2 separate regions of the Homo sapiens genome follow, and region 1 is linked to region 2. The links are chromatin contacts, found by Hi-C or POLR2A ChIA-PET in ENCODE. All regions are on one chromosome and are shown on one strand. The core of a region is the stretch at or near the end of the contact, and the rest is flanking DNA. Distances in the headings are between cores, read along the strand shown. Region 1 overlaps CASZ1 (castor zinc finger 1). Region 2 has its middle 64 kb from the start of CASZ1.

The links. A loop is a pair of places that touch in the nucleus more often than their neighbours do. ChIA-PET counts read pairs that join two places held with the same protein, here RNA polymerase II (POLR2A). Pooled maps may share reads with other maps.
Region 1: a map of cardiac septum shows a loop between it and region 2 (2.5-fold over the local background). The contact joins two enhancer-like sites. A Hi-C loop is called at or near these places in 4 of 168 maps with a recorded cell type or tissue (OCI-LY7, Right ventricle myocardium inferior, cardiac septum and 1 more) and 4 of 50 pooled maps. POLR2A ChIA-PET finds 5 or more read pairs at or near these places in 2 of 52 experiments (Panc1 and WTC11).

What each region holds. Positions count from the first base shown.
Region 1 is chr1:10,723,299-10,727,361 of GRCh38, reverse strand. All of the region lies in intron 2 of CASZ1 (castor zinc finger 1), which reads left to right. Among named protein-coding and RNA genes, the nearest start is that of CASZ1, 71 kb to the left of the region's middle. Within about 2 kb of position 2,155, at least 16 of the 41 ENCODE cell types and tissues checked have a DNase peak (open chromatin) inside an H3K27ac peak, as active enhancers do.
Region 2 is chr1:10,858,685-10,862,479 of GRCh38, reverse strand. No RefSeq gene overlaps it. Among named protein-coding and RNA genes, the nearest start is that of CASZ1, 64 kb to the right of the region's middle. RefSeq lists enhancers at 549-1,050, 1,430-1,930. Within about 2 kb of position 1,546, at least 5 of the 41 ENCODE cell types and tissues checked have a DNase peak (open chromatin) inside an H3K27ac peak, as active enhancers do.

The DNA.
Region 1 (4,063 bases), core at 906-3,405, 140 kb after region 2:
TACCCAGAATAGCACACATGGAGAGTTGTGAATGAAGAGCTGGATGGCCGATGACCTGGAGTGGGGGCTGGGGCTGGGCTCAAACAGCAGGTGCCTTATGGCTCTGCAGCCCCTGCCTGCAAGACGCCCTGGTCTCCCAGCTTCCCACAGGCCTGGGACGGTCGCGGGCCTCTCCCTACCCCTGGCCACCTCTCCCTTTTCCCTCTTCCTTCTCCAGGCTGTTTCCATGCCACCCTCCCTGGTGGGCTGGGCTTGACATTGGCGCCCATGGCTCCCCCTCTGCCTTCGTTTCAGTCCTCCTCACTCACAGGCTGTGTTCTCTTCCAGAGTGGGTAAAGTGAAAACCTTGCCAGTCACCTCTCCCGGTCTCCCTCCCCTCCGTCCTGGCTTTCGTGATAGAGAAACTGGCCAGGAAGCCCCACATGGTGCTATTTACCTGACACCTCAGTGGGTTTGGCAGGTGCTGATTCATTCCCTGAACCATTTCCCCCAGGACACGGAGCAGGCCAGGGAAGACCCCCTGGGCCTCTGAACACCCCCATGCTAGCCTCTCCCTGGCCTCTCTTCAGGGCCTGGGTGATTGCTGCAGCAAGGACCCCCCAGGGACCAGAGCGGCCTTGGCTGGGCCTCATCTTCATGTCTCCTTTCCTGGGTGCCCTGGGCAGCTCCTGCAGGAAAGGAATGCTAACGATCTGCTGGTGTAGTGAGCTGGCACCGCACCCAGGCAGGGGCCGCACAGCGCCAGGGCCTAGTAAAGACGCTGGCGAGGGCTCCATTCCCCGTGCCCGGTGTTTCCTCTGGCCGGATTGGCATGCAGCCTTCAGCTTGGCCTGAGGCGGCACGAGGAAAAGGTGGCATCCTCCACCGGCCCCAGCCTGGCCAGCCTGGAGGACTACACCGCCCTCCTCCTCCCTCCGGCTCCAGCCAGGAGGACTGTGATGGCCATGAGTATTTCATAGCATCTTCTGAAAGGAGATACGGAGTAGGCTGAGGATGGCGGCATCCCAGAGCGTGGCTGTTGGTCAGTAGCCCCAAGCTGGGGAGACCCGGTTTCACCTCCCCAAGCCTCATTTCCTCCTCCGTAAATGAGGGCATGAACAGTGGTGTCTCCTACAGGGTTTCTGTTGCTGTTTAATGAGGTGGTTTATAAAACCGACTTCACTCTGCCTGGGACGCGGTCAGCCCTCCATAAACACTAACAATTAATGGTCATGCTGGTGGTAGTAGCAGCAGTAGTAGTAGTACTGGTAGTAGTGGTGGTGGTGATAGTATAGGCCCTGCCCCATAGGTGGTTGGAGGCATCAATGAGATGGTACAGCCCCTGACAGATAGTGACTGCTCAGCAAATGCTAGCTGTCATTATTATTGCTATTACCATTATTTCCTAGTGCACTGAGGTGGAGCCTCACCCTGCTCTTGCTACTAAGGGATCCTGAGGATGCTGCCCCCTCCTAAGTCCGGCCCATCCTTCTAGAACATTCGGCAGGCCCTCTGGCCCCCTCAATGACTCTCTTACACCTGCCCTGCTGTCTTCAGGCCCCCCTTGCCATTCCCTCCCCACCCCACTGCCGCTGTCTTGTCACTCACCTGTCCAGGGTTCCCCAGGATCATCCTCTCTGGGGTCTCCTAGTAAAAAAAAAAAAAGGGCTTTCCAGAACCTGGCTTCCACCTCCTCCCCAAGCCTGGCCTCCCCCAGGCCTGGAGTGTGACTGGATTGTAACATGGTAGCTGAATGAACTCCAGTTTCAAAGGTTAATATCAAAATCTGGAGTGGATTACCTAAAAATTACTTACAACACCATTAAAATTCTGAACTCTTTTTGTTGTGGCTGTAAATTAATTTAAAATGTCAGGTTTTTTGAGAAATCCAATAAGAAATTGAGCCAACAGAGCAATCTGCAAACTGTCTGGCAAAGAGGAAAGTGTGTCTCTTCAATCGACAAGGAAAAATATGGAGCTTAACTGGAACCATATGGCTCAGTACTTGAGAGGAGCCTGCCGGAGAGGGAGGGCGGGAGGGGAGCTCAGCTGACAGCCACACGCATGCAGCGGGAGGCGGCCACGGTGTTGGCATTGGCACGGTGGAGGGGCCTGGCAGACGCCTGGCACCCAGCCTACTTGGCCGCCCTGTGTCCACGGTCACCGGGCTGCCCTGGGCAGTGACATGGTCACTCCTTGGTCTTAACACGTTCTCGCCGTATCCATCCAGGGCTCCCTGGCCAACTAGGGAATCCTACCCCCACCGAGGGGAGCCCAAGCCCCCTCCCTCCAGGGAAGAACAGCCACCTGCACGTCTGCGAGGGCTGCTTCCCTCCGTCCTCTGTGGGCTCCCTCCCGGCCAACATGTGGTCCCAATTACTCCTGAATTCCCCCAGATTTACAACACATTAAGTAATTTGTAGGTTATTTCAACTTCAATCTGCTGAAGTTGAGAAAATCAAAATTAAATTCAAACCACAAGGAAACTTCAGAGAAAGAGGAGAAAGAGAGAAGTTGAGCACCTTCTCTTCCCCAGGTTGGCTGTGTCCCCCTTATGTCATCCTCCGAGGCTCCCAGCCAGCCCCCCACCTGCCTTCCTCTGCCTCCTCTTCCCCGCCTTGCCTCTCCCTCCCAGGGCCCTTGCCCCTGCCTCTGGCTGGGCAGTGCCCTTGGGGTGCCCCTCTGAGCGAAGACCAGGGGCAACCTTGGAGCTCGTGCTAGGCCCTGCTTGCTTTGGCTGGGGGAGAAGTGCTTCTCTAACCTCTAACACTCTCTGCTCCCACTCCCTGAGCCCCTACCCCTGAGGGCTAGGTGATTCCTGGGCTCCAAAGCCTCTCTCTGCTTTCCTGACCCATTTCAAGGGAATCTCCACCAGGACTGTTCTAGCTCCCGACATGCCTGGGGTGGCTGACAGCTGGTAGGTACCACCTGGCCCCCGGGTTTAATAGCTCAGGTTACCTTATTTTGCTTTCTACCCTTTAAAACAGCCTTGTAAATAAGCAAACACTCGGTGCCAAGCACCTTCGGCACTTCGCCAGGCTGGTAAATATTTTAGTAGTGACTTGGTAACAGTTGCGTTCACTTTGATTTCCTCAGAAAGGTTCTTGGTGCTGGGGAGGGGGCCGTGGCTCTGGGAAATGATTTGCTGGCTATTTATAGCCCGGCTCTGACCACGTGGCCTTTGCTCTCACCCTGTGGATCGTGTGCTGGGGTATTTTTAAAGCTGGTGTAACGTTAGCCTGACACCTCTTTTGGCAAAGATGGGGAGGACTCTTCCACCTTCTCCCAAAGTGTGCTGTGGTCAAAGAGCTCCAAGGTCGGTTTGGAAAACTGGACTTGTCCTCACCAGGAATCCAAAGTGATATGGGAGGCTGGGGCAGGTGCTAGCGGTTGGGTGTGAGTTTAGGGTTGAACCCCTGCTGGCATGGTTTGGACTCGGGAAGAACCCCCAAAGAAGAGGAGAAGGTGGGCTCTGGGGCTGGGGCACATGACCCAGGCAGTGCTGAACTGGGGAGGCCACCTGAGACGGGTGGACTGAAGCTGACCGTGAGAGCAGCCAGGTTGCAGGGGGAGTTAGAGGGAAATGTGACCGCTGGATGAGCTTCCTGGGCATCTAGTCCTGAAGGACCCAGGCCATGGAGAAAAGAGAGTGGGAGACAGGGCCAAGGAAGATTCAGAGATGGGGGCAGCTTCCAGCCAGGGCTGCTGATTTGATGCCCTGGAGGGTCCTTTCCTCTAAGCCATGAGAAAGGCACCTGCAAAGCGCAGGACCCCATTGCCCAGTGCCAGGAAGCTGGCCTAACCCCACCCAAATTTGCCGTGTCCAACAGGGCATGTGCTGCCCCCAGGCTGGGCACCGGGGCAGGGGTGAGGCAGCAGGTGAGAGGCTGGCGCCTGGCTTGAATAGACTGCTCAGAGCCACAGCCAGTGGCTCCTCTGTTTTATGGGTGGTTTTAATGCACAGATGGGTTGGTTTTAAAGGGGCTCTAAATCATGGCACAGTGAGAGCCCCCACACCCCAGAGCCCCCTAGGAGGCTGTATCTGTGAGTGACTGTGGTATGGGCACAAGTGAAGTAGAAGCAA
Region 2 (3,795 bases), core at 297-2,796:
TGGGGGGCTGGGGGCTGTGGGGAGGGAGAGCTAGAGTGGCCCCAGCTCTGCCTCCTCAGCCCTGCTAAGGAGGACAGTGTTCTGCCTATTAATCATGTTTCATTTATATTAGCTTGACTCGATCTACTGTATATTTGAAATGGATTTAATTTTAGATCACGCACTATGGAAGGGGGCCAGTTTGGTGTAAGGAGCATTATGAATATTTTCCATAAGCTGGATATACATTATCCAGGGACAGATATATGAGCAGCAGCACAGGGCTCCTGGCTGGGGGAAGGGAGCTGCTCTCTCCTCCCTTCCCCCGACTCCCCTGAATCCCAGGGTCACAGGGCTTTGGAGGGACCCATCTTGACACCCTGCCCCTGTGGGTGTGGTGGGCTGTCAGCCCCATCTTTCCCCTGCCTGTGACCTCATCCCCATTGACCTCAAAGCCGCCGCTTCTCCCAGCTCCTTGCCGACTGGCAGGCCTGAGAGATGTGTGCAAGGTGGGAGGGGCCCAGGACCGCACCAGATCCCAGGGCCAGGGGACACTGGCCTGACCTGCTCTGATTCCCCAGAGCTGTGGGAGGCACAGGGCATAGCCTGAGATACAGACCAGGGGGTGGGACTTGGAGGAGAAAGGCATCAGAACACCCACCTTCAACCCTAAGCTCTGATGGAGGAGGAAGCCAGGTTCTCGCTGGCAAGCTGATGGGTGGCACCTTCCAGCTCAGCCAAGCAGCAGTGGACAGGCTACACCTTCCCGAGAGCCCCCAGGCCTGGGCTGGGATGCCCCTTTCCTGGGGGCTGGCCGTGGGCCTGAGTCCTGAGGTCTTGTCCCTGACAGAGGGCATTAAAGCTAGAAGGCCCCTCTTGAGACAGCCTGTGACTCCAGACTCAAGCTGGGGAAACTGAGGCCCAGAGAGGATAAGGGTCTTGCTTAGGGTCGCAGAGTGAGCAGGGAAGGTGCACATAGGCACTTACTTGCCTAATGTTTTCGTGCTGTAACGTGCTTCCCTTGTTGGTTCTCCTCTGAGCCTCACACTGGCCCTGCCCCCTGAGGAAACTGACACTCATGGTGGTCGAAGGAGAAGCCCGTGGACGCACACTCACACTCACACTGGGGAACAGCAGAACTGAGTGTCAGAGGCCTGCTCCGCAGCTCTGTGTGAGCCACGTGTGGCATCGGACTTTACGGACAGAGGAAACCATAGCTTAGGAAGGTGATGACATTCATATCCACACCTAAACCTTTTCTCTTCCTGCACCTCAAATCTGTGCCCCCATTCCATTTCCTTATCTAGATAAGTGGCTCCACCATCTCCCAAGCTGCACATGACCCAAATCCGGCTTTCATCCCTGCCGCCACCTCTTCTCCCCCGCCACCATCACCACGACTGATCAGTCTTCCCGTAACTGACCCTCTCTGGTCTGCCTGCTTTTCTCCTTCACCCCCATCTCCTTTACCCAGGCTGCCACTGTCTCTCCCAGCCCACCGCATGGGCCTCCTGGAGTGTCCACAGAGTCTCTGCCAACTCCAGTCTGTTCCCTGCACCGTGGCCAGAGGACCTTGTTTAAACACAGCACAGTCACATTGCACACTCCTCCTCTTGGCATTCCTAGGACCAAATCCTGAATCCGGACGCTGGACAAGAAGGCTCGCCAGAGAGTGACTCCTGCCCAGTTCCCCAGAGTCACACCCTCCTCCCGCCTCTCCACCTCCAGGGTCAGCTTCCATGCCTTTCCAGCTCTTTACCTGCCGTGCGCCGTGACCCTCCACTCCAGGACCTCGGCACACACTGGTCTCTCGACCTGGACCTCTGCCCCCTTGCTCTGTACCTGGGGGTTGAAGGGTTTACTCCTCTGCAACCTGCAAGCTCTGTTTTGACTATTCCAGGGAGGCTCTCTGATCACACCTACCCTTCCCCACCCAAGTCTAGCTCAAGACCTACTTCTGCCTTTTGCAAACCCTGCAGCCGTAAGGGGATAGCTGGGGATGAACTCTCCACACCCAGCCGCTTTGGAAAAGCGCTGGGCCTGGAGCGGACAGGTATCAGCTGCTATTCCGTCCTCCCCACTACGGGCACATCCATCAGCTCCTCCGTCGGCGCAGAGTATAATACACCCGTCACCCACCCCAGCCTGGGCTGGCAGCCTTTCAGAAGTGGCATGCAACGTTTCTCTTATTCATTCTTAATTTAAGGTTTTGTGAGTTGTAATAACCCCCCTTCCCCCCAAATCACTGGGGATGGGGACCTCCGTGTCAGCCCCGGGCCAGGAGAGCTGAAGGGTAATTGCATTGCACATATGCTAATGGTTGTCTGGAGAAGACAATGGCAACAGGGGGCCTGGGATGGGGCCTATCTCAGTACCTAGAGTACCTGAGGGTGGGGGAGTGTGGGCTGGGTTTGGGGGACTGGTGTTGCAAGCCAGATGGGGGCATTGAGGGCTTGTGTGCTCCGCAGTCCGTAGTAGAGAAGATGAGAGAGGCTGGGAGTCCCAGTCTAGGGGGCTTTACTGGAGACAGATGCCCTGGAAAGGGCCTGAAAAACCCCTTTCTTCCTCCAACTCCTCCTGTCCCACCCCAGAGTGCAGGCTGCTCCCCTCTTTTCTGGGACCAGAGATGGCTCTCAAAGAGAAGGAGAACTGGGGCACATGGATGTTGCACTGGGCACTCAAATCCTGGTCCTGCCTCCTACAACCTGTGTAGCATCAAACAAGCTACTGAACCTCTCTGAGCCTCAGTTTCCTCATCTTTAAAAGTTTTTGTTTTTTTTTTGACAAGGTCTTGCTCTGTTGCCCGGGCTGGAGTGCAGTGGCGTGATCTCCACTCACTGCAACCTCCCCGTCCTGGGCTCAAGCAATCGTCCCACCTCAGCCTCCAAGTAGCTAAGAGCACAGAGGAGCACCATCATGTCTTTTTTTTTTTTTTTGAAATTTTTGTAGAGACAGGGTTTCACCATGTTGCCCATGCTAGTCTCGAACTCCTGGACTCAAGCGATTCACCCACCTCAGTCTCTCAAAGTGCTGGGATCACAGGCATGAGCCACTGTGCCTGGCCAAAAGTCTTTTTTCTTTTTTTTTTTTTTTTTTGAGACAAAGTCTTGCTCTGTCACCCAGGCTGGAGTGCAATGGTACGATCTTGGCCCACTGCAACCTCCACCTCACGGGTTCAAGCAGTTCTCCTGCCTCAGCCTCCCAAGTAGCTGGGATTACAGGCGCCCGACACCACTCCCAGTTAGCTTTTGTATTTTTAGTGGAGATGGGGTTTCACCGTGTTGGTCAGGCTGGTCTCGAACTCCTGACCTCAGGTGATCCAACCACCTCAACCTCCCAAAGTGCTGGGATTACAGGCGTGAACCACCATGCCTGGGCAAAAGTCTTTTTTTACTCGTACCTGCCTCTAGGTTGTTCTACGCTTTAAAAGAGATAAAACACAGAAGCAAGTTGCAGAGCACTTAGCATAGATAGGTCTTCAACGAGTTAAGTGATGGCTGAAGTTTTTATGACTATTGAACTAAGGTGGGTCTGCCCACAATCTGTGATGAGCTGGGGTGTGGGACTCCTGACTTCCTACCTGGAAGGGAGGTGCTTCCAAGATGGAGAGAGGGTCTTGAGGCACCAATGTTCCTTCCTCGGAGGTCTTCTGCCACCTCCCATCAGAGGAGGCTCCTTCTCCCTTTCCCTCTCCCTTCGCCCTGCAACATGCTCCTGCTTCCTTCACTAATTCCAGCTTGTGATGAGATATTTGTTTTCTTGCTTATTGTCTGCCCCCTCTCCAGACTGTGGGTTTATCATAGTGCCTGGAAAAGG